Regions from separate parts of the Homo sapiens genome. Here all the other regions are linked to region 2. The links are chromatin loops, found by intact Hi-C in ENCODE. Cell type or tissue: B cell. All regions are shown on one strand.

Region 1 (5,000 bases), 200 kb after region 2:
AAACTATGTGTGTGCTATATCCTTTTACCAAGGTGCAGCAGCAGTTCTGTGTTTCATTGGAATGCAGAGAACTGAGGCTGACCCAAGGACATGCCACTGAGAGGCCATGAAGGAGGAAGAGGGAGAAAGAAGGAGGAGGAGGAAGGGGAGGAGGAGGAAAGCATGGAGGAGGAAGGAGGAGGAGTTTAGCACCTGAATTGATTTTACTTACCCTGTTGAGATTTCTCTACCTCCTCTGCTAAGTGTTCCATCTTATAAGTTCAGTTTGGGTGGAGCTGCATTTGGCTTCTGGATCTTTCTTCAGTATAATCTCTGTTGGAGGTGGGAATTTACCCCTCTGCAAAGTCCAGATGTGCTGAAGGATTGCTCTGCTGTTGCTGGGACAACTTGGAAACTGTGTTCCTGCTTCATTCCCCCTCCATTGCCCCTTGATGTTGTTAGGATGCTATTCACTTGTTTATTTGGTTTTGGGCCTGAGAGCTCTTGAGGGACTGGGGGCAGGCACTGCATCTGGTTTATAATCCCAGTGCCTAAGATAATGCCCAGCAGATCATAAACCACAGTGAATGTTTGTTTAATCACTGGCCTAGCCAGAGGCACTTTTTTTTTTTTTTATCAGAATCAATATTTTCTTCTTCTTCTTTTTTTTCCCTCCCCCTTTTGGACCTGGTGTGGATTGAAAAACATGAAAATCAATGGATGGATGCTTAGAAGCTAGTACCAATGTATGGGAATGCATCAGCATGAGGCAAGGCTTACCTGGGTGGAAACTGGATTTTTTTTGCCTTTTAAAATTTATTCAGAGAGAGAAACTGAAATTTGGCTTTTTATTTGTTGTGACAGAAACTTAAAACATCCCCCCAACACACACTTCATATACATAACCACACACATAAACTGTGATTGCACCTGTGTCATTTCTGATCTGTGAAATATAATAATGGGCAAATAAAGCAAAATTGAATTTGGCCAGCCTTTGAAATCTATTGATTTCAAATTAGAGCAGCAGTGTTAATTCTATTATAGCAGTAATACCCAGAAGGTAGATTTTGAAATGGATTAGAATGCGTTCATTTAGAAGCTTACAAGTATATCTCGATGAATTAGCTGGGAGAATAACACTTCTATAAGAAACCATGTGGGAGTAGGTAACTGCAGCCCTAATTCTAGTGCCTGGTTTTATCTTTAGATGTTTTAGTGGCCTCTGTCAGTAGAGGAATCCTAAGACTTTCACTACTGTTGAGTTCTGAGGATCCTTAAACCTAGCACATGTCCAATGGCAGTGATGGTTCCACAGGGGGAAGAGACCACCCCCCACTTGCTGAGAATTAGGTGGGGCTTTCAGATTTGAGTCTCATCAGCAAAGTGCCCAGAGTGTTGATCCTGAGGTAGAATGTCTTGGGTGTATTTCTTCCTTGCAGTTACAGCTTGGCTGATGGTTTTTTCTGCAGGTGAGAGTGATTTTCCAGTGATTGCTTTGGCCTGTACAACCAGAGAACAGGATTCTTCCCTTCTTTTTGGCCACCAAATGCCTATGTGCACCACACATTCCAGTGTGCTGAGAAGGGCAGAGCTTCTTGGATGATGATGGACGTCCCACCGGGCAGGATGAAGGCAGAGCGTGTGGCATCTCCACCTCAAGGGTAAGAGTTGCCATTCTATCTTATTTTCTCAAGCACCCATTATTTATCAAAGGAGGATGAGAATGAGCGTTACAGTGTAGTGAGAAAGATGAAAGTTAGACACTTCTGATGGTCAAATCCACTGGGCAGTTGGGACAGATGACTATGGGAAGAAAAGTGTTGGTCTCAAAGGATTAGATTGGAGTTATATTAAGGGACACCACTGGCCAACTTTAGAAAATGCTGTGGTTCACATTTTCTCCCTCTCCCTTTTTTGACATTTATAGTTCAGACTTGAGAGAATGACACTACTGTTATTGTAACTAGGTTCCATTTGTGTTCATGTTAGCCAGTCTGGCTTAAAATGTGTGTTGTGGACTGGAATTGGTCAGAGTCTGGCTCAGGTCACAGACTGGGTAGCTCATCAGATGTACCTGGGCCAGAGGCACATCTTTGTTTGAGCCACATCATGCTTCAAACATGTTGGATCAATTCTAACTAAACTTGAGATATTCCACATAAGGATCAGGGTTTCCAGGTTCTCCTGGGAAGACGGAATGATATGTCTATACTGGGCCTCTGTTCCTAAAAAGGATTCTAGTGCTGAGTAGCCTCTGCCTCTTAGACAAGTGGGGACAGTTCACCACCATCCCCAACCATCTCATTTGTTTGACTTGTTTGGTCACCGGAGGTATTTAATTTTGCCATGCCTGTTCTAGATCATTCTGCTAGCTCTTTGACAAAAGTAGTAATAGCCTTTGTTAATTCCTCCAGATAAAAGCAAGTATCTTTTACTAGATTGTGGGCAGCACTTAGCATAAGGGGCTATAGCTGTAAGAGGATAATACATGGTCCCTTCCACAGCGAAGCTTGGAGTCTAGAGTGAGCAACAATCAGACTTGTGGGGAATAAGGAGAATTGTAGATAACATCATAATGCCTTGTGATATGTGCTAAAATCAAGGTGTACACAAATGGGCTATGGGAGAGGGTAGAGAAGAGAGAACCATTAATTTGGCCTGGGCCCAAATTCTCCAAAACTCCCTCCCCTGGGCAGCAGAGCTTTCCCATGACAGACCTCTGTATGTGCTTGATTCCAAGCAACCTGGCTCAGCTGGAGATGTGATGGAGTATTTACAGCAGGGCTAGGGGCCCCTCTTGTGGTAAAGTCCAGGTTTTTCCTGTTTCTGTTTGAAAAGCTATCATCTACGATTCTTTGCTTTTTACAAAGAGGACAGCTTTCTGGTTGTTTGGCTCACTAAATCACTCAGCCTTCTGAGCAGCTCTCTGCTTGGAGATGAGCTGTGTGAATTACAGAGATCCCTGGAGTTTCCAGAGAGTAGCAGTCACACTAAATACAGATCCAGAGGGAGTGAGTACAACTTTAATGTGATTGTACTAGTTGGTGGGAGTAAGAGAAGGGAAGGGAATAGGGGAAGGAAGTGGGGGAAGGTAGAAATACCATTATATCAGTCTTTTATTTTTGGAACACAGTTTTACATGTGGCTTGTGCTTTATGTTTTCAAAAGACTTTTACATTTGTTATTTTATCCTCAAGGTGGGTTTATAAACTCCTTCTATAGATGAAGACTTCACCTGCCCAAGGTCATGCAGATAAGAAGAGGCAGCTCAGACACAAGTTTTCAGAATCCTAGTCTTTCCCTCTTTTTTGCTAGTTGATGCTGATAATTCAGCATGAATAAGAGGACATGCTGTTTTTGTTTTGTTAAGTTCAACATTGAAACGTTGCATTCAGTTTATGAATGCTCTGGAATAGAGCACCCTGGGACCCTGCAAATTGTATGGACCTGTGTCATTCATGTGTTGTCCAACTGTGGCCCATGCTGTCAGAACATGTCCAGCGCAGAACAGACCTGGCAGGGAGTTTTCTTGCCTGACTGTTTGGCCGGTGGGATTCACGCTTTACAGCAAGCCTTCCTCAGTGGACTGGGCTGCACCACTTGGAAAGCTACTGGAGGTGTTGGCTCCATGTAGGATCCTCGCCATGCTCAGACAATGCTGTAAGAGAAGACTCTTACCAGGGAGGCACCTGGTAGGAGGTTGGTAAGGAGGAGACATGGGTATGGATTGAGTTTAGGTTTCCAATTCTGTTTACGTTTGCTTGGTTTTTCCATTTTGTATATCCCCACATGGCATGACCAGAAATTGAATTTAGCATGACCTACTCTTTAAAAAAATCAAAATGAGCTTTCTTTTTAAATTTAATAGAATAAAAGAAAACTCTTAGAAGAATGTTCCAAAAAGAAGGCAGTGTTAAATGCTGAAAATGGTGTATTTTTTTCTTTGATGAAAAAGGATTAATGTAGATTTTTGGACATCTACAAAACAAGAAGGAAAAACAAATCTGGGTTTTTATTTACTTTTATGAAATTGATACCAAAAAGCAGTTCTGTCCAGTAAGACAAATTGGCTTGTATTATAATACTTTCATTACTTTTCTGAGCAAAGCAGGTGCATTATCAGAGACAGCCATGAGCTTGTGTATATGTGTATGAGTCAGCCTTGAAAAGACACAATTTTGAGAATATTTTCTTAGGTGAGTTTGAGAGCATGAAGCAACAAGAGCAGGAAGTGGACCAAGAGGAGGCGAATAAAAGGTTAATGGCTTTGAAAAAGCTTTACAGGGTGCCAGTTGGAGACAACTGAATCAATGGTAGTTTTCATTTTACGCTGCCAGGGAGTTTCTTGGATTTTTGACATATTCTTCTTCTTTTCAATCTTATAAACACCAAGAGGGACAAGGTGGTCAAATACTGTATATATAGTGTTCTCACCATGAGTGATGTGGGTTGATAGTAGGGAGGAGAATCAATACAGTGAAGCTAAGTTTAGCTTTAAGAAGAGAATGAAAATAGCAGTTGGGTCTTCTACTTTGTGGCCAATGCCACTGTACCCTCAGATGTGCCTGATTTTAGACCCCATGTGTCTTCAGCATGTGAATGTCAATCTCCTTACAGTATGGCTGACATAATATGCAAATGAGAACATCAGCCAGTCTCTACCTCCTCCCACTTAAAAAAATAAACTTTAAATACTCATATTTGAGGCATTGTGGAAAGAGTCTGCCGCATAAAAGGTGGACAACGTTGGGCAAATTCTGAGCCTCAGATGTCCCCATTTGCAACACGGGAGTCTAAGGTCTATGACTTAGGGCTGTTAGAGAATTAAAGACAATGATTCATTCATTCAGTTACATGTACTCATTGCCTGCTAGTGCCTATGTACTGCACCAGTTGTTGAGAATAAAAGAGTGAATAATAGTGTATATGAAAGCACTTACCACAGTGCATAGCCTGAAAAAAGATGCTTAGCACATTTTTCTTAAAACATTTTTAATGGAGAATTTTAACATGTACAA
Region 2 (5,000 bases):
TGAGCTGAGATTGCGCCACTGCACTCCAGCCTGGGTGACAGGGTGAGACTCTGTCTCAGAAAAATAATAATTAAAAAAATAGAAGAGGCTGGGTGCAGAGGTTCACACATGTAATCCCAGCACTTTGGGAGGCTGAGGCAGGTAAATCACTTGAGGCCAAGAGTTCAAGACCAGCCTGGATATTGTGGTGAAATCCTGTCTCTACAAGAAATACAAAAAAATTTAGCCAGCTGTGGTGACAGATGTCTGTAGTCCCAGCTACTCAGGTGGCCGAGGTGGGAGGATAGCGTGTGCCCAGGAGATAAGAGGCTACAGTGAGCCGTGATGGCGCCATAGCACTCCAGCCTGGGTGACAGAGCAAGACTATTTCAAAAAAAATAAAATATAATAAAAAAGGATAGAAGAACAGCCTTTATATTTGCTGTGTGGCTTTTAAAATTCCAGTTTAGAAAATTTATCTCACCTCAGCTTCATTATAGGCCCTTTTCTTAGCAACAACATCTGCTTTCAATGCCATACATTCTGGTGCTCGTGCATTTGTCTCTTCACTAATCTTTTCTAGTTTGTCTTGAATATCCTTGTACTTTTGTTCTGCCTCATTAAGTCTGACCTTTAAGAAAATAACATTATTGAAGTATATTTTTTCTTCAATAGAGAGAATTTTAAAAAATAATTATCTATAGTTCATATACCAATAATAAATTTAACTTCACTCAAGACATCAGGCAAATAAACATAACATAACATTATATAAAATACTATAATATAATTTGATCTTAACCCACAGTTAGTTATCCAACAAATGTGTTATCCTCTTGGGATACAAAGACATGATAACAAATGTCCTCAGATAACACAAAAGAGAGAGATATAATTTAGCAGAAAAACAGAACACAAACTGATGATACATTCTGTATACAATAATACTAAAGTAGGGTACATTTATTTTTAATTGTGGTAGCACAGAGAAACAAACCAGAGGTTGGCCAGAAAAAGTCAGGAATGCCTTCAAAGAGCAAGTAGTATTTTGAGCTGAGATTTTAAAAATTAATCTAAGTGTACCAGGAAATAAGTTGAGGAAGGTGTTAGAGGCAGATGAAAGAGCATGTACAAAGGTATTAATACTTTAGAAATTAAATATTGCTAGAGCTTAAATTGAAAGGATAATGGCAGGAGACGAGATGAAGGGGTAGAAGGGCCTCGCATTCTACAATGAACAGCTTACAACTTAATCTTCTTGACAACAGGAAGACGACCTAAGTCTGTCTCTTATCTCCTAAGTCTGCATGTTAGATTACTCTGGAAGCACTTGGAACACAGGGTAGACAGAAAAATCAAAGGAAAAGATTTCAGTAAGAAGTTAATATATTATGGAACAAAGACAATTAGGGACCAAACTGGGATGCTGGCAATAGGGACTGATTAGAAGGAACAAATATGAGAACTATTTCGATCGGGGTCAGCAAACCTTTCTACAAGGAGCTAGATAGTGCACACTTCAGGCTTTGTGGGCCACATGGTCTCTCCTAAAACAATTCAACTCTGCCATTAAAACATGAAAGCACCCAAGGACAATGAGTAGAGGAATTGTTTTTTTAATAAAAATGAAAGCTGGATCCAGGTTTTATATAAACTAAACATAATTCATATTATTTTTCAGTTTTAAATTAACAAAAGTTTAAAGTCTGCTTTAGACACTGTTTCTTCAGAAACCTTCCATTTAACAGTCATTCTACAAGCAATAATCAAGCACACACAATGTGAAAGGCTTTATGTAAGACAAGGTGGTAAGGATATAAAGATAAAATAAGATAGTCTTTACCCTCCAGAAATTTGCCAATTACAACATAGAGTATGCAAATGCTTAAACGGAGAAAAAGGCCTACAAAAGTAAACATAACCTAGCCTTATGATCCTCCTTTCCCATTTAAAAAAGAGGTGAGCATCTATTACGCAGACTGGATTCCATTTTAGACTGGGAAATGCTTGAGGAGGAAAGTATTTAAGGCCTTACCTGATGATAAGCTGAGAATTGAGGGTGAGAAGAGAAAAATACTTGGTGAAAATTTCAGAATATTCTTTCAGAAATGAAAATTTAAGGTGAGAGGTGGAAAGGGTTGAAATTCCACTTACTGCCTGAAGAGGGAGTAAGAAACTTAGCCCAGAAATCGCTAAGTGTCCTATCTTTACCTATTTTTACATACTCATATATTACCTCTGATGAATTAATGTCATAACCCTTAAAAGAAAAAAAAGATCAATCTGCTTATCTTGGAGGCAGACAGGAAAAAGCAAGCTAGGAAAGATTACATTCTATACCACAGCCAAGCTTGGGGGCCAGAAAGAAATTTCCTAAGCAAAGTAGAGAAAATGCTAAGAGGTAAGTAAGCTACACTGGCACATTGAGTACATTTGCGGGGGAAGGGGAGTAAAGAAGGAAAAAACTAGGAGTTCTACTTCTGGCATTACAGCATGAGGAGCCCCACAGTTCTGGCTGCTCAACCTTGTGAGTATACTAAAACCCAGTGAATTATACACTTTAAATGGGTGAATTATGTGGTATATGAATGATATCTCAATAAAGCTGTTCAAAACAGAAAGAGTGAGTATAAAGAGTGGATCTGCTGAATGTTAAAGGGTCCACATGGAAAGCCTCAACAGAGAATGACTGCCTTTACTCAACACTCAACTTCTGTAACCTCTAGGCCCGTGTGGAAGACTTTTATGACTTTCTTGAATTTTAGATAGGGTAGTTTCTACCTGCACTCTTAGATGTCAGGCTGAAATTAACCTTAACAGACCTAACAATGAATCCTACTTGCCTTCCATCTATATGAAATCCTCTGACATGCCATCTTGGTTCTGGACCATAAATCTCAGTTCCCTTAGCAATCTCTGGGCATTGTTTTCAGTTCTGAGTTCTCATACTTTCTGATACTTACCTTTAATGTGGTTCTAATTTATATTATTCTAGCACCCCTTTATTTCTCAGGTCTTTTTGTGTTTCAACTCCTTAATGAACCAAAGAGTAAAAGCTTCATGCTCTTCTTCTATGTCTTGTCAGTAACAAAGTTCCACTGACAATATGCATGAGTTCTAGAGCCCTAGCCTCTGACAGGTTTATCAAGGATAGAGTACTCTTTTCAAAAGAGAGTCACCACAACAGGCCTTGAAAACAAGCTTAGGTCTATTTCACCTAAGCAATCAATTCAAATATAGACAAATATACTGTCTGAAACTGATGGTTTGGTGGGTCATAAATAGTCTAATATCTGTAATTTCATATGATTCAACCTATTAAATCTGCATTTAAAAACTGTAATTACCTGCTGTTCTTCCATTTTCCTGTCAAGTCTAGCAGCACGATCTTCTCCAATTTTGATATTATCTCTGATGGCATTCAATTGTTTTTCAATTTCATTGACCTAAGAAAGAAATTATATAGCAAATTGATCAGATTAACAATAATAACCAAATACATTCTGCATATCACATAGATACGTGAACAAGTAATTAAGTGATAATTACCACTGCCCAAGCCATTTCATGTTTCAAGGACTCTAAATTAGTCTTCATTGTACTTAAACCAGCAATACTTTGAAAACGTTCCTCTTTCTCTACACACTGGCGCTTTAGTTCAGTAAGCCGCTTAAAAAAAGAAAACAGAACGGACGTATTTTTTATTAATGTTGAAAAAACACATTTTTGCAAATCTATTTCTTTTAAAAACAATGCCTAAACAAGTACTACATAAATATTCGTTTAAAAATAACTTCTATTTTTTAAAATTATTCTTGATTCTTTGGTATACTTTTAGTAAGTCCAATAATTTTGTGAATTTCTGCACTATAAAAATGGCCAAATACTCTTCAGATGAAGAGCAAAGGAATTAAAGGTTCAAGACTACACAAATATAGAGAAATCCCAAAACTCACTTTCCCATTTTCCCTCTTTATTCCCTATCTGATAGACATGATGGTCTGTTCCTCAAAGCAGAGTCAATAGGCATTCCAAAGAGAATGTAAGGATGAGAAGAAATTTATTTCTGAAAATCAAACAAGTTATAATTTTCTTAACTAAGTTCACTTTTTTTTTTTTTTTGAGACAGAGTCTCACTCTGTTACCAGGCTGGAGTGCAGTGGCACAATCTCGGCTCACTGCAACCTCCACCTCCCAGGTTCAAGCGATTCTCCTGCCTCAGCCTCCCAAGTAGCTGGGACTACAGGCATGCACCACCACACCCAGCTAATTTTTGTATTTTTGGTAGAGACGGGGTTTCATCATGTTAGCCAGGAACTGAGTTCACGTTTAATAATTAATTAAAAATATCAAATACTGTGATATTCAAACAATTTCTGTAGCTTATGGACTTCATATTCTGTCCACCTGGGTAGACAGCCTCTACCCTTCATCCATGCTTACCAAATTCAACTTGGGCCTGAACACTGTAGACCTTACTTTGTTTCCCTATCTAATGCACTTTCCCATTTTCAAAATTCTTTCAATCTATTATCATTCTCTTCAAACCTCATACACCTCATACACCCTGCCACCATATTCCCTCATTCATTCCCTCTCTCCAGCTTAGACAATTAGAAGCCATCAGACAGAAACTCCCTCAACAATCTACAAATCTAAAGCAGCCATCCCTTCCTTTTGCAACAAGAGAGGTGGCCTCATATTTAAGACCCATACCATCCTCTACCTATATCTTGGATTCTACCCCTTTTCTATCTTCTCAAAGGTCTAAATCCACTGATTTTCCATCACATCTTTTCATCTTTGTTTCCACTTTACCCTCTTCATGACTCATGTTCATCCCTACTTGCTCATCTTTCCAACTTAACAAACAAAACCACCAATACCCATCCCTTGGCACCACCTCCTCCTCTAAAATTCTTCTTCCCTTTCTATCCAGGTTTCATGAAAATTGTCTCTATCTCCTCCATCTCCTCACATTTTCCAGTTCCACATATCTGGCTGTTTTCACTGCTACTGAA
Region 3 (5,000 bases), 110 kb after region 2:
TGTGATAGTATTAAAAGGTGGGGACCTTTAGCAGGTGATTAAATCATAACAATGGGGCACTCATGAATAGGATTTGTGACCTTACCAAAGAGGTTCAAGGGAGCTGTTTGCCTTTTTTTGTCCTTCCCACCATGTGAAGGGGATAACATTTAAGGTATCATCTTGGAAGCAGCGGTGAGGTCCTCCCCAGGCACTGAACCTGCTGGTGCCTTGATCTTAGACTTCTCAGCCTCTGTAACTACGAGCAATACATTTATGCTATTTATAAATTACCCAGTCTAAGGTATTTTCTATTGCAGCAGGAATGAACTAAGACAGATGGAGAGAGGCTTTCTGTTTAGTGGGGCACCTGGCTTTGGGGAGGAGCTGGTATTGAACCTGAACCTAGATAGATAACTCGGATCCTGACACAGGAACGGGGCATTTCAAGTTACAGAGCAGCAAGAGTAAAGGAACAAGCCAGGAATCTGCTTATATTAGTCTGTTCTCATGCCAAAGAGTGGGTAATTTATAAAGGAGAGAGGTTTAATTGACTCACAGTTCAGCATGGCTGGGGAGGCCTCAGGAAACTTACAATCACGGCAGAAGGGGAAGCAAACATGTCCCTCTTCACATGGCAGCCGGAGAGAGAAGAATGAGAGCCTGGCAAAGGGGGAAGCCCCTTATAAAACCATTAGATCTCATGAGAACTATCTATCATGAGAACAAGATGGGGGAAACCACCCCCATGATTCAATTATCTCCACCTGGTGCCTCCCACCACACATGGGGATTATAGGAACTACAATTCAAAATGAGATTTGGGTGGGGACACAGCCAAACCATATCAATGCTGTAGGGATGAGCAATGAGACATAGAGGGGAAGAATGAGTTTGGGTACAGATTCTCAAGGGCTGGAACATGAAGCTAAGGGGATGAATTTAGCAAATATCTTTGTGTTCGGCTCCTTCTGTGAGAAGGACAAATTTATTCACTGAATGGGAATTCACAAACTGATAGCATGTTTCTTAGCCTGTGCTTGGTTCCTGAGAGAGATATAGGGTCCCTGCCCTCTGGAGGTTTATACTACAGGCATGGAAGGATTCAGTTCTATAATTGATTAGAGAGGAGTATGGTTTCAACAGTGAGTTCACTCCAAAGTTTGGGAATGGAGGAATGTTCTCAGGGATTGGAAGTGCAGAAGGAGGGATTTAGGGGTTACAAAAGAAACTGAGGCTAGAAGGGTGGGAAGAGAGAAGGTAGGGAATTCCTAATGGAACTATAGAGTAGGGTGAAAGGGCAGGAGAAGCCGTGAGAAAGCAAGCTGGGTCCTGCTTCAAAAGCTCTTGAAGAGCCAGTGCAAAAGACAGCATTTCCAGATTCTGATCAGCCCCCGAGCATTCTGTTCTGGAAGGTTCACTTCAGTGCATAACCGGCACAGCCTAACACCTCCAGCAAGGCTGCGAGGTAGACATCACCATCTCCATTTTACAGATGGAACAACGATGCACAGAGAAGTGAGGTGAATTTCCCAGGGCTCCTGCCTAGTAAAGGGCTATTTGGTTTCAGAGCTTCTCCGAGACCCCTCAGAGGCACTGCCCTCATTCAGGTAAAGACCCCGAACATAGAAGGTACAGAAGGAGGATGTACATACGAGGAATGATTCCTTGGGAGGCTTTTGAGCACAGGTACTATCTGTGATTAACACTTAAAGATTATATACTCCACCAGTGGGAGGGAAGAGACAGACTCATTTCCCCATTCACGGCTAATGGACGTATGGCAGTGCAGATGCCTCTGCATTTTGATTGGTTTTCTCATATAGGGGAATAACTTTTCAAAGATCCCAGAGGTTCAAATATGGATATAAAAGCAATTTTATATCCAATAATATGCTCTAGTTACCTCTGTGGAGTTTAGCCACTGCAAAAGAGGCCCTTTGAGTCCTTCCTACTCCGGTGCTCCCCTGCCAAGCCCTCTCCTAGCAGGTGAGCGTCTGAGGCCTCCTGGAGCCCACTTTTCACCCTTTAATGAGGCTGGAGGCGCCAAAGTGCGCCCCTGGGGGCCAGAGGGCCAGAGGCTGGGTCATAAAGGGCTCTAGTTAAAAGAGGCAAAAGGTGCCAGAGAAACACTAGGGCCTTGTTTTTGTTTGTTGGTTGTGCATTTTAATTACTGGGAAGGAATAATTGAGCTTCCACTTCTGAGGCGGGGGCTGGTCTAACAAACTCGAGGACCCTTAGCAATTGGGCAGCGCGAGGTCTCTGCTCCCACCTGCAGAGGACACAGGTACCCGAAGCAGACGCTAGTTCCCCAACTTTTTGAAGCCCCTGCTCATCCTATTTGAGAACAGAGGCTATATATTCTGTGAGGAGTTGCCTGTAAGTTTCCCCAGCCACCAGGCGTTCAGTCACTGGCTGCAGATCCCGCAACCCTCGGGTGTTCAAGTGCGCGGGGTGGTGCGGGCGCTCCCGCAGTCCGCGCTTGGCTCGTGGGAGGCCTCGGGCGCCCCCTCCAGGATTCCGTGCTAACTGCAAACGATCGCGCTCGCAGGGAGGCCCCCAGTGCTTGGAAAACTCCAGGAATCCCTTCAGAGCACTTTATTTCCAGGCCAGCACGCGGCGCTCTGCAGACCTAGTACTGGGCTGTGGATAAGGAAGAGCAGAGCGGATGGGTTACGCCGAGGATGCCCAGGCTGAGCCTCGGAGTCTGGTGCTCCTGGACTCTGCTGAGGGCTGGGAGGGAAGGACAGGTGCCTTCCTCTGAGCCCGGCTTTGAACAGATCTGGTACCAAGGCGAGAGGAACAGCTTGATGACTCTAATTTCATAAAGGGACAGTGAGAAACTCGGGTGCTTTGGTGAAAAGGGCTCATCTGTGTAGTTACTTAGCAAAATCACATGGTTCGTAAACGCCAGATAAGTGTCCTTATCTGCAAAATCGGGGTACAAAAGCTTGTGTCACAGGCCAGATGTGATGATTAGATGATAATTAAACTCCCCGCAGTGACTGATGGAGTCAATGCTGTTTCCTTCCCCTCAAGTTAAGGATTTCTGGTAATTTTTTTCCCCCCTCAAAAAGGTCGGAAGCTTAGCTGAGGAGAGTTTGCAGTACATGAACTTCTTCCTTCCACTATGGCAGGTAGGAGTGTGTCAAGATGTCACAGACTGCGGTCCTATAAAGGGTCCATCCTGGAGACAAAGACTCAAGCTCACTTAAAGAAGCTGTTGCCTTTAGTCCAATCTAGAGATCACAGAATTATTATAAACATGTTTCAATTACCTACACAGCAAAAAATAAAGTTCAAAGAATATGAAAGAACTGAAAATGCAAAGTGAAGTTAGCTTTCCTCCTTGCCTAGACAACTACTGTGGTTCCTTTCAGAGATTACCTTACGATTTAAAGTGATATATATGAAAGAAAGAATGTTTGAAAAGGATAAATGTCAATTTCTTTCTCCTAAGTATTCCTAATTTTTACATTGGAAAAAATTATAAATCTAATTACAATTCACTTTTTTCTGTACATTTATCAGTCAAGTCTAAAAACTGAAAACTGATAAACAGCATTTACAATATTATTCAGTAATTTTTGCACTGTGAATTCTTAGTTATAGCAGAACTAAATAGTGTATTTGGAACCTTATGGAAGCAGTGTATCAATGAGTCTGCACCATGTATAGGTTTAGAGTATGAATGTATACTACCTGCATGGCCTGGGGAAACCCAAGCGTAGAAATGGCCATTAAAATTAATATCCCTTAGGTGCTTGGCAGAAGCAGATATAAACTTGACAAAGAGACAAGCTTCAATCCGGGTCTTCCAAGTGTCTTAAGAGGAGAGAATAATACAAATTAACACACACACTATGAACAAGAAAGAGCAAACACAACCAACAGAATTAGAAGATAGGATTACAACTCTTCAGATTTCAATAACTGAACAACCTATTCCATAGCATAAAGTTAGTTTAAAAAAATGAAGACTAAGAAGAAATACGTGATAGAACAAATCTGAAAAACCTATTAGAACTATTAATTGTGAAAAATATAGTCATGGACACTTTTAAAAAGGCAACAAATGGGTTAAACCTCAGGTTGGTTACAACTGAAGAGAGAGAAACTGGATGACAGATATGAGAAATTTACCCAGAATTCAACACAAAGGGATTTAGGATAAGAAATAGGAAAGAGAGGTTAAGAGGCAGGGAGAATAAAAATGTTTAACATATCTAATGGATTTCCATAAAGAGAGACTTGAGAAAATAAAGAAGGTGCAATATTCAAATATAATGGGGGAGAACATTCAGAACAGATGAAAATGAATTTTCAGAGCTGTTAAACAGTGAAGACACATTCTAGAGAAGGTATAAAATCAAGGAAAAAGGATGATCTTAATAACCAGGAAGAATAACACTCTACAAAGGAATGACAGATGTCAACAGCCGCAGAAGACAGAGGACTGTGGATACTATCTCCGAAGTAGGACAGAAAATAATTATGACTCTTGCTTTAAAATCATAACAACTAAAATTAAAATGAGTATTTAAATTTTTTTTCAGATTACTAAATTAACAGTACTGTCACTGTCTTCTGGGTAAAACGTTGCTCAGCTTGTATTTGAAGAGGCCAAGATATGGCTGTGGAAGAAATTTGTTCTCTTAAGTGGTGTAAGCCAGTACTTTTTTCTGCAGATAAACAGAGGAAGAAATATTCCTATCATTCCAGGGAAATTCTTCTCAAACTACCCTAGTCTTTGGCTAAAGTTCTGGTGCCTGTTTAACAAAAAGAGTCTACCTTTGGAAACACTGCTTCAGTTTTATGGACCTTAGCTTCAGGATTTGCTATTTTAAAATTTTCTATAAAAACAGTTTAATATTCATTTTCAGATCCCTAAATTTCTTGCTCCTTCTAAAGTCAGATCCTTCCTTGAAACTAGCTTTTAAACCAAAAGAAAGTAGGAGATCTGATGTCCTGTCTTGAGCAATAACATTTTTTTTTAGAGTCAGGGTCTCCCTCTGAGCTCA
Region 4 (5,000 bases), 660 kb after region 2:
GCTCACTGCAACCTCTGCCTCCCAGGTTCACGCCATTCTCCTGCCTCAGCCTCCCGAGTAGCTGGGACTACAGGTGCCTGCCACCACATCCGGCTCATTTTTTTGTATTTTTTAGTAGAGACAGGGTTTCACTGTGTTAGCCAGGATGGTCTCGATCTCCTGGCCTTCTGATCTGCCCACCTCGGCCTCCCAAAGTGCTGGGATTACAGGCGTGAGCCACCGCACCCGGCCTGGAGTGAAATATTTAAAGTGTGACAATAACCCACCAAGCTACAATTATTATCCATAGAAATTTTCCTTCAAAAGTAAAGGAACAATAAAGACTTTCTCAGACAAACAGCAACTGAGGGAATTTGTGAGCAATAGACTTGCCTTGAAAGGAATGTTAAAAGAAGTTCTTCAGAAAGAAGGGAAATTATGGAAGTTAGAAACCTGGGTCCACATAAAGAATAAAAAAAAAATCAGAGAAGGGATAAATGAAGGTAAAATAAAATATTTTATTTTCCTCATTCTTAATTAATTCCTTAGAGTATTAATAGCTAGCAATGTGTTGCATCATTATAGCATACGAATACATGAGAAAAATGACAGCAAGGGTATTGGGGATGAAAGAGAGACACTGAGAATACTCTGTTACAAGGCACTGGCACTACCCAGGAAGTGCTATAGTGATGCTTGTAATGGACTAAGATTGGTTGTGAGTGTATCCTGGAAACTCTAGGGCAAACATGGAAGAAACAACTTAGGGCTCTACCCATCGCAAAGCTACTATACCAGTCCTGGAGAGTTTATGTTTATGTGAGGGAGAAATTAATTTCTATTTTATTTAAGCCTTATTTTTTTGATCATGACAAGAACATTTAAGATGAGATTTACTCTATTAACAAATGTTTATGTGCACAATGCCATGTTGTTAATTGTAGGCACAATATTGTGAGCAGAGCTCTAGAATTTATTTATCTTGTGTAAGTGAAACTACATACATTGAAGGGCAGGGGCCTGTTTTTTAAAGTTGTTTTGTTTTGTCATATACAGCCAAATAAAATGAATACTAATAATAAATAATAAAAACTGGCTTATGAATATATAGAAAAACTGCAGGGTTTTATAACTATTAAAAAATTAAATCAGTGCTTCAGGTCTTCCCACAAGGATCAAACAGGGTGCAAATGAATAAACAGGTTAATTCTACAAAGCTTTGATAGAAGAAAGAATTGCAGTCCCACAGCAACCAATTTTAGGATGTGTAACACAGAACACTCCCTAACGCTGAGATCAGGATAGCTTTGATAGAAACGTCTGAAAAGAACAGTATAAGGAAAGAAAGTGCCAGGCCACTTCTAATGATAGAGGAAAATCCAAAACAAACTCTTGGCAAACTGAATTGGACGATGTATAACAAATTGATAATTAATACTTTATGACAAGCTGTCTTTATTCCAAGAATGTAAGGTTGGTTCAAAATAGAAAATCTTTTCATGTGATTTGCCATGTGTATTAGTTTTCCATTACTGATGTAATAAATCCTGAAAATTTATCATATTATAGTTCTGAAGCTCAGAAGTCAGATGGAGGCCTCACTGCACTAAAATGAGGGTGCCGACGAGGCTGAATTATTTTCTGGAGGCTGCAGTGGACAATTTGTTTCCTTGGTCATTCGGATTGTTGGCAAAATCCAGTACCCTGTGGCTGTAGCACCGAGGTCTCTGTTCTCTTACTGGCCATAAACTGTGTGCTGATTCCAGCTTTGGGAGGCCATGGCATTCCTTGGCTCATGGTTTCCTTTCTCCTTCTTCCCAGCCAACAATGGTGGGTTAGTCCAATACTGCATCTCTCTGACCCACTCTTTCCCGCCCTCTTCCATTTTTAAGGATCATGTAATTAGACGGGGCTCACCTCTATCACCCAGGATGATATCCCCACCTCAACATCTTTAAACTTGATCCCTTCTGCAGAGTTCCTTTTGCCATGTGGGCTAACAAACTCACAGCTGCCAGGGATGAGATCATGGACGATGTGCCTACTGCATCATACTAAGAAACAGAGGGAAGAAAACTGTGGAATCATCACAATGAATTTTAAAGTAATATTTGAAGACATTAAACATTTTATCATTATTAATCTCTTACGAATGGATAAATTATGTATTTTAAAGAATTCCTTCAGAAAATATCATGCTCAATGATAAAATACTAAAAGTATTCCCCCAAAGATATGAGGAAAGACAAGGATACCAGCTATCCACTCTTATTTTAACCATTTACTGGTTGTTCTAGCCAATAAACTAGTATAAGACAAAGCAGGAGTACGAGGTTTGGAAAGGAGAAAGTAAACTATCATTAACTTCAAGTAATATAATTGTTTTCACAGAAAAGCCAAAAAAACTATAAAAATTGCTTACATTAATAATTTATATTTTTTTCTGATATTAATAAAAGACAATTGTATTTTATACACCAGCCATAGTTTTAAAACATGCAGTTTCAATAAAATACATAGTTTGCAAGTGAAGTAAGGAAATACAAGGTATTCAAATCTGTGCAAATCTGTGCAAAGCAAATATGGAAAAGTTATAAAATATTTTTCAAATACTTTTTAAAAAATGCTAAATAAATTGGGAGACATGTTTATGAATAGGAACATTTCCTTCTTTCCTGAGGTCATTTGGAGCCATGACTGTGATTTGTCACATTTGCTTCCTAGTGGCGTTTGTCCAATCAGTTGGGGAGGAGCACAAATGGACTGAATGGAAGGAGGATGGAAAGCTCATGGAGCCACAGCCTCACCTCAAATTCCTTTCACTCCTGGGTTCAGAGATTTCAGATGAGGCCCTGAGGTTATTGGATATCTTGGGTTTGATTTACCCTTGTGCTTTCGGGTTTATTCCAGGAGTCAGTATACTTAATATATGCAAATTTTGTTTTTTACTAATTCTGGGTAATCTTCACTCCAGAGTGATAATTTAATTAGCTTTAGTCTTCAGTAACAAAGTTCTTTGAAATTATTTGCCCTGAGACTGAAAATCCCTGTCAAGGAAATCTCTGTTGTCAGAATATAGGCTTTGCTGCCCTCTGCTGTTGGATAGGGGTAACTCTTCACCGAAGAAGACTGTGGAGCCAGGAGACCCTCGAAGGGAGGCAAAGGCCAAGGATGAGGAGTCAGGAGGAGAATGGCTCTTATTCTGGACACTGGCATAGGTGATACAGCCATGCACATCTCTTCCATGGAATTAGGAGGAATTTCTGCAAACCTTCAAGGACTTCATGGATGTTTGATAAGAAATTTTGCAAAAGAATGTATTTCCAACTAGAAAGTGCAACATGATTTTAAAATATGTAATACCAGTATGCTTATTGATAGTTGTGTTTTTTCTGTATCACAAACTACCAGATGCTCCATCCATTTCTCTTTGGTCCACATCTTAGATCCACCGCTGACATCAACTGGATTGATTGGATTATCTGGAGATCATTATGAAACAAAGAGTAGCATATAGATGGTTTATGGGTGATTACTCTCAGAAGGTGCACCTATGAAGAAGTTACACAGACAGAATTGTGCAGAAAGAGAAGCCGAATAACAACATAGTTAGAACTGCTGCCACAGCCAGTCTCATGGGGAGCTCTGGAGCTGAGATGGCCTTTTGGAATTGTCCCAAATTAAGGGAGACTGGGCCTTTGTGTCCCTGCATTGGCCAATTATTGGCCATGGGCGAGCTCCTGTGAGGTGTATAACCTTGGACAAACCAGTTCCCTAAAGTCAAGTGCAATTTTCTGTCAGGGTCACATTATAAATTAGCAGCTGATATTTCCAGACGCTGAGACCAGGCTATGTTGGCCCTGAAGTGGGGATCTGGACTGTGTAACACAGTATCTATTCAGTGAGTCTTGTTAGGAAACTATGGAATCTAAAAATTAATGAAATCTCTAGTTGAAGGGTGTCTACATTCCAGTGTTAGGTTTCATTTGATGTTACTTGAGCTGAGCTTGGAGAAATGGAAGTCTTTACACAAGAGGATGCATTAGAGAAGGTCAGACATATGATGTAAATGACATAAAGGGTTAGAGGAAGAACATTACAGAAGTCTCTGCAACAGCAATATTCTGAATAAACAGGTAACTATTGTGAAGAGGAACAGGAAGGTGTAAGGTTGGTAAGATTCAGCCAAATCAAAGATATAAGTTTTAGAGATTGTTCATAGCTGACTAGAGACCACCGCCTCATCTCACCACAGTATGACTAGCTGTGTGGTATTAGGCAAGTTACTCAATCTCTGAGAGCTTCAGTTTGCTTATCAGTGTCAACAGGGAATAATAATAGTACCTTCCTCAGACAGTTTCAGTGAAAATTCGAGACCTACATAAAGCTGGAACCCCAAAGGCTACAACCTTAGTGTTAGGGATGAACAGCAAGTAAATCTTACGTGTTTGTGTGTGTGTGTGTGTGCAGGCACGTGCACACCTGGGCATGTTATATGTGCACATATTTACATATGCATATCTACATCTATGTAATGTCCATCCGTATCTGTATATCGGTGGTTTTCAATTGGGAGTGATTTTTCTTCCATGGAGATATTTGGCAATGTCTTGAGACATATTTGGTTGTCGTGGAGTGGGAGTGTTGCTGGCATCTAGTGGGTGGAGACCACAGGAGACGCTGCTAAATACCCTATGGTCCTGACAGGACAGTCCCTGTCAAGAAAAAAAATGACCTGACCCAAAATGTCAGTAGGGCTAATGTTGAGAGATTCTGTATCTCTATATCATCTGTCTATTTTTCACATCAGGAGCCTCTAACCCCCAGGTCATGGACCAGTACCAGTGCGTGGCCTGTTAGGAACCAGGCTGCACAGCAGGAGGTAAGCTGCAGGCGAGGGAGGGAAGCATAATCTGTATTTACAGCCACTCCGCATCGTTCACATGACCGCCTAGAGCTCCGCCTCCTGTCACATCAGTGGAGGCATTAGTTTCTCAGGAGCCTGAACCCTATTGCAAACT
Region 5 (5,000 bases), 430 kb after region 2:
ACTTAGAAAGTGTCTACTTTTTGAGAAGATGGATTTGTGGAGCTCACTGATTTCCTGTTTTAATTTAAACTGATAATTTTCTAGTCCTGTTGCAGAGCTGTCATATGGAGCTATTTTTAATCTACACATGGCTGACATATTTGAAATATCTCATATCTTTCTCTTTTTTTGGACTTAGTACTATTATATTAGAAAATCCACTCATGCAACTTCTTCAGAAAGGGTATTTTGAAAATAAGCTTACTGATATCTTGATATTTGCCGTGAAAATGACCTCCTTGGCCCTTGCACTTGGAGTGTAGAACCCTAGCTTCCAAGCCATTTTGTCTTATGGTCCTTGGTATTTGTGATAAGACATTTAGTGAAAGTCCTTCAAACAAATTATATATTTTTATATAATTTGTTTTTCTGGAAGCATTTATGAGCTTCTGATTATCACTGGTATTTCAAAATTTAACAAAAGTGTTTTAGGTGTGGGTCTTTGAAAAATACAACCGAGTTTGTCTTTGTTGTGCCTTCTAATCTGAAGACGTGTGTCTCTCTTTTCCCCTCTTTCACTCCAGTGATAATTTTCTCAATTCTTTTTTCTGTGTTCTTTTTCAAACTTTTATTGAGCAGATTTTGGATCTCAGTGGTTAAGTTGGAATTCGTTTCTTAGAATCCCCTTCCCTTGCGCGTTCTGGGTTAGATTTGGCCAAATGAGGAGTTACTTGAGACTTGGAAGGCTGACATAAAGCACTAGCATTGCCCTCTGAGGGCTGTTGTGCTTAGCTGTGGTGACAGACAGACTCTCTGTCTGTAGGTTCCACCTTTTTCTTGCTCTCTTCTGCTATGTCCCCAGCTCTTTCTCCTGATCATTGACTCTGTCACCTACAGTGGCCCCAAGCCCACACCCAGACACATGGCAGCAGACTCACTAGTAGTGCAGCCAAGGAGCAAAGTGGAGGCCCAGTTACCCAGACACCTCTCCAAGATCCTTTCCTCTGAAGTCTTGTTTTGATGGCTGAGCGTGGTTAGCTTCTTCTCAGGTTGACTGCTCTTGTCTTCAAGATCCTCTTCTAGATTTTAATTTCCCCTACAAGTTCTTTCTGCAGTTGGGTAAGATTTAATACCTACATCAAGTCTCTTATCCCATAATACATAGTATCTCTGCTTCCTAATTAAAATGTCTAATTACAACCTCCTAAATTAATCTTCTATATATCTCAATGTTTTCTTAAATTTTTAATTTTTTTCTGCCTTATTATCTGGAGCTTTTCTTGACTTGATGTTGAAATTCCTAGAATTATTTCTTATTCTCTATTGCAATTTTATACCATCCTGTACTACCTTCTAGAATTTCTTTGAGAATCCTAGTTAAAGCAGCTTTTCTTTTTAATATTCTGAACTATCTTTATTTTCATGGGATCAGTTATTCTCTCTATTTATCTTGATCTTCCTTCTTCATGCTGGTAGTGTCTTTCTAATGACTGGAGATCTGAAGTAATCGTTTCATAAGGTAGTTGGTTTTCTCCATTTTATTGGCAGATTAGTTTTCTCTTCAGATACCTTTGCTCCTATAGGCATATTCACTTACTTTTATTCCAGGGGCCCTCTGGAAGACAGAGACACGAATGCATGTGCTCAGATGCCATCAGGGACAGGAACTGTTAATCAATTCTTTGTCATGTGGCTCTGGCCTGTGTTTTCTTTTCCATCTTCTCCCCAACATTATAATTGAGTTCATCTATCATACTTGGTTTTTGCTTCCATTTTTCCTTTTTAAATTATATCCTAAACTTTTATTGAAAGATTAATCTTCTTTTAGTGTTGCTTCAGTTATAAGAACTTTCTCAAAATATTCCATGGTTGCCAGTTGCCTTCAAAGTTAATGTCGAACTTCTTAAGCTTTCAGGGCCCTTAGAGATTTGCTCTGAAACTGCCTTCCCATGATTATCTCCCTCATTTATTTTCACACTTTGGGAAACTGAGTGGGTCACCCTTCCCTGATGATGGTAATTCCTACCTCTATTCTTGCCTTGATTTTTCTTCGTTTATTAGGATCTCTTCCACATACCTATCAAAACTTGATCCTTTTTAGACATCTGCTCCAATATCACTTTCCCATCATCTTCTGGCTATTATCTTCATTTTAACCTGCTATCATGCTTTTTTGAGAGCATTTTGCTGCAGAGATAATATCCTGTCTGATATAATAACTATTTAGTGTTTTTTTCTCCCATGTTAGAAAGAAATTTCCTTTAAGTCAAGGGCCCTATTTTAACTTCTATTTTCTCTCCAAAACACCATGCATGGGATATAGCAGGTATTCAGTGAATATGAATTTACTTAGATAAAACTTTGCATTTTTAAGTATCTCTACATTTCAGTTTCCTGCAAAATAAGCATAATTATTGCCCTGTGTTACTGGGACCTCCCTTTTAGAAGAGAAAGCTATGAGGCCATAAGAAGATTTGTGTAAAGGCCTCTGTCATATTATAGAGTCATTCATTTGGATTCCCAGGAAGTAGTAATGTGTGTAATTCTGTTTTGTGTAAGAACTTTTCTGCGTACTTATATGTCTTAATCAGTTTTCTGTTGCTTATAACAGAACACCTGAACCTGGGTAATTTATAAAGAAAATGCATTTATTTCTTATTACTCTAGAGGCTGAGAAGTCCAAGGTTGAAGGGCCATCTGGTAAGCACCTTCTTGCTTGTGGGGGACTCTCTGTAGAGTCCTGAGGTGGTTCAGGTTATCACATGGTGAAGGGTCTAAGCATGTAATGTGCTAGCTCAGGTATTTCTTTTTTTTCTTATAAAGGCACCAGTTCCATTTTCATGATAACCCAATAATACATTAACCCATTAATCCGTTAATTCGTAAGTGGATTGATTCTTTCATGAGGGCAGAGCCCTTAAAGGCCCACTTCTCAATACTGCCACCTAGAGGATTAAGCTTCAACATGAGTTTTGGAAGGGATATTCAAATCATGGCAATATATTGCCTGACAAGCAATTCTGCTTTACATCCTTCGTGATTTCCCATAAATCTCTGAGGTCTTACTTTATTTCCAAAGGAGAAAGCTACTAGTCTCTAGAAAAAGTGTCTGATGCCTTGACTCATTTGCTTTGTAGAGTATTTTTGCTAGAAACCATAGTCTTACAAGAAGAGAGCAGAACTCACTATGTTCTTAACTTTGGTGTCAAATGAGGATTGTTTCAATCAAAGTCATAAAATTAAATAAACACTTTATTGGCAAAATGGCAAATATGCTATTCTTCCAAATGACTATAGCAATATAGTCCAAAGGACTAAGCTTCCAAATGACTAAAGCAATTTTCTTGCTTTGAACTTTCCATCCTGAGTCTTCACATTGATTAATTCACTCATTTATTCATGCAAAAATATCTCCTATGCATGTATCAGGCATAATTGTTAGAATGATGACTAAGGCACAGACCTAACCCTTAGGGAGCACACTGCCTATGGGGAGGACAGTCAATTAAAATGCAATCAAAGGGACATAGGACCAATGTTACGTTACCAGGAAACAGGCGAGGACAAAGGAGACTAAACTCAGCCAGAGAGTCTTAAAAAGTGATACCTACTCCACATTATCACTAAAATAGGAATTTTGATTGAAACTCTAGGGGTTGGCCTCAGAATTATAGCTACTTTCTTATCTATAATGAGCATTTGTGACTACTTTTGTTATATATATTCCTATGTGGAAAAAGGTTAAGTTTGTGTATTTTGCATGGGATGATAGTTTGGACTCCTACCATGTAATCTCAGCCTGTTCTTGGGAAATATTATAGACAAGTAGTTCTCAAAATGTATTAGAATCACTTAGGGGCTTAAAATGTCCAGACTCTACCCACCCCTAGAAAGCCTGGTTAATTGGTCTAAGGCAGAGATGGTGTTTTTCAGAAGCTTCTCCACATAATTGTAATATGCAGAATTTGTGATAGAATTCTGCCTCCAGATAAAATTGTAAAATGATCCTGCTGAAATGGCCCTTAGAAATCAGCCAGTGCAACTTCTATTTCCTATGTTAGAGAACTGGGTTGTGGTTTGTATTCCTTGGAAGGTATTTGTTATGGGTTGAAGTGGATCCTCCTAAAATTATTGATGTTGAAGTCCTAACCCCCAGTACCCCAGGATGTGACCTTATTTGGAAACAGGCTTCTATTAGTTCGTTCTTGCAATGCTGTGGAGAAATATCTGAGACTGGATAATTTAAAAAGAAGAGATTTAGTTGGCTCATGGTTCCACAGGTTGTACAGGCAGCACAGTGGCTTCTTCTAAGGAGGCCCCATCAAGCTTCTCGTCATGGTGGAAAGCAGAGGGGCAACAGATGTCTCATATGGTGGAAGCAGGAGCAAGAGAAAGAGTGAAGGGAGAGGTGCCACACATTTAAACAACCAGATCTCGTGAGAACTCATTCACCATCTTGTGAACAGCATCAAGAGGATGGTGCTAAACCATTTCATGAGAAATCCATCTCTATGATGCAATCACCTTCCACCAGTCCCTACATCCAACACCGGGGATTACAATGCAATATGAGATTTGTGTGGGGACACAGATCCAAACCATATCAAGGCTCATTTCAGATATAATTAGTTAAGGAGGTGGACTCTTAATCCAATATGACTGGTGTTCTTATTAAAGAGGGAAGGTTGGACTCAGAGATATGCACACAGGGGAACGTCATGTGAAGATTAGAATTCTGCCACAAAGCCAAGGAACTACCAAAAGGTTGGAGAGAGGCTTGGCACATACCCTTCCCCAGCACCTTCAGAGGGGGCATAGCCCTGCCGACAACCTGATTTTGGACTTCTGGCCTCCAGAACCTTTAGACATTGAATCTCTCTTGTATAAGTCATTCAGTTTGTGGTACTCTGTTAAGGCAGCCCCAGCAAACTCATACAGGATCTTTAACATGAACTTAGCCCTACCCTGGTCAACATGGCTATTCTCACTCCTAATGTGGTGAATGGGTTGCCCACTTCCTA

What was found. Hi-C counts contacts between places; a loop is a spot of excess contacts. Peaks named below come from ENCODE experiments on the same cell type or tissue, not always from the same donor. Only the 100,000 strongest peaks of a DNase experiment are listed, where the experiment ranks them.
Region 1: it touches region 2 in a loop (17-fold over the local background); 2 of 110 quality-filtered maps call a loop at or near these places.
Region 3: a loop joins it to region 2, with 19 times the contacts of the local background. A loop is called at or near these places in 65 of 110 quality-filtered maps.
Region 4: it touches region 2 in a loop (22-fold over the local background); 26 of 110 quality-filtered maps call a loop at or near these places.
Region 5: it touches region 2 in a loop (21-fold over the local background); 11 of 110 quality-filtered maps call a loop at or near these places.

Annotation. Positions count from the first base shown.
Region 1 is chr2:17,916,229-17,921,228 of GRCh38, forward strand. It overlaps KCNS3 (potassium voltage-gated channel modifier subfamily S member 3), which reads left to right. Exons shown (of 3, transcript NM_002252.5): 2 at 1,452-1,643. Among named protein-coding and RNA genes, the nearest start is that of KCNS3, 40 kb to the left of the region's middle. In B cell, no CTCF peak of the experiment used is centred here; no DNase peak of the experiment used is centred here.
Region 2 is chr2:17,717,614-17,722,613 of GRCh38, forward strand. SMC6 (structural maintenance of chromosomes 6) reads right to left here. Exons shown (of 28, transcript NM_001142286.2): 10 at 3,529-3,648; 11 at 3,327-3,425; 12 at 464-610. Among named protein-coding and RNA genes, the nearest start is that of SMC6, 34 kb to the right of the region's middle. In B cell, CTCF peaks have their summits at 2,140 and 2,343; a DNase peak (open chromatin) is centred at 2,148; H3K27ac peaks cover 1,532 bases.
Region 3 is chr2:17,828,228-17,833,227 of GRCh38, forward strand. No RefSeq gene overlaps it. Among named protein-coding and RNA genes, the nearest start is that of MSGN1, 14 kb to the left of the region's middle. RefSeq lists an enhancer at 1,734-2,234 and a silencer at 2,232-2,361. In B cell, CTCF peaks have their summits at 2,503 (motif pointing left) and 2,709; a DNase peak (open chromatin) is centred at 2,504; H3K4me3 peaks cover 815 bases; H3K27me3 peaks cover 341 bases.
Region 4 is chr2:18,375,161-18,380,160 of GRCh38, forward strand. No RefSeq gene overlaps it. Among named protein-coding and RNA genes, the nearest start is that of RDH14, 180 kb to the right of the region's middle. In B cell, CTCF peaks have their summits at 3,096 (motif pointing left) and 3,298; a DNase peak (open chromatin) is centred at 3,081; H3K27me3 peaks cover 264 bases.
Region 5 is chr2:18,146,937-18,151,936 of GRCh38, forward strand. No RefSeq gene overlaps it. Among named protein-coding and RNA genes, the nearest start is that of KCNS3, 270 kb to the left of the region's middle. In B cell, a CTCF peak has its summit at 2,915 (motif pointing left); a DNase peak (open chromatin) is centred at 2,895.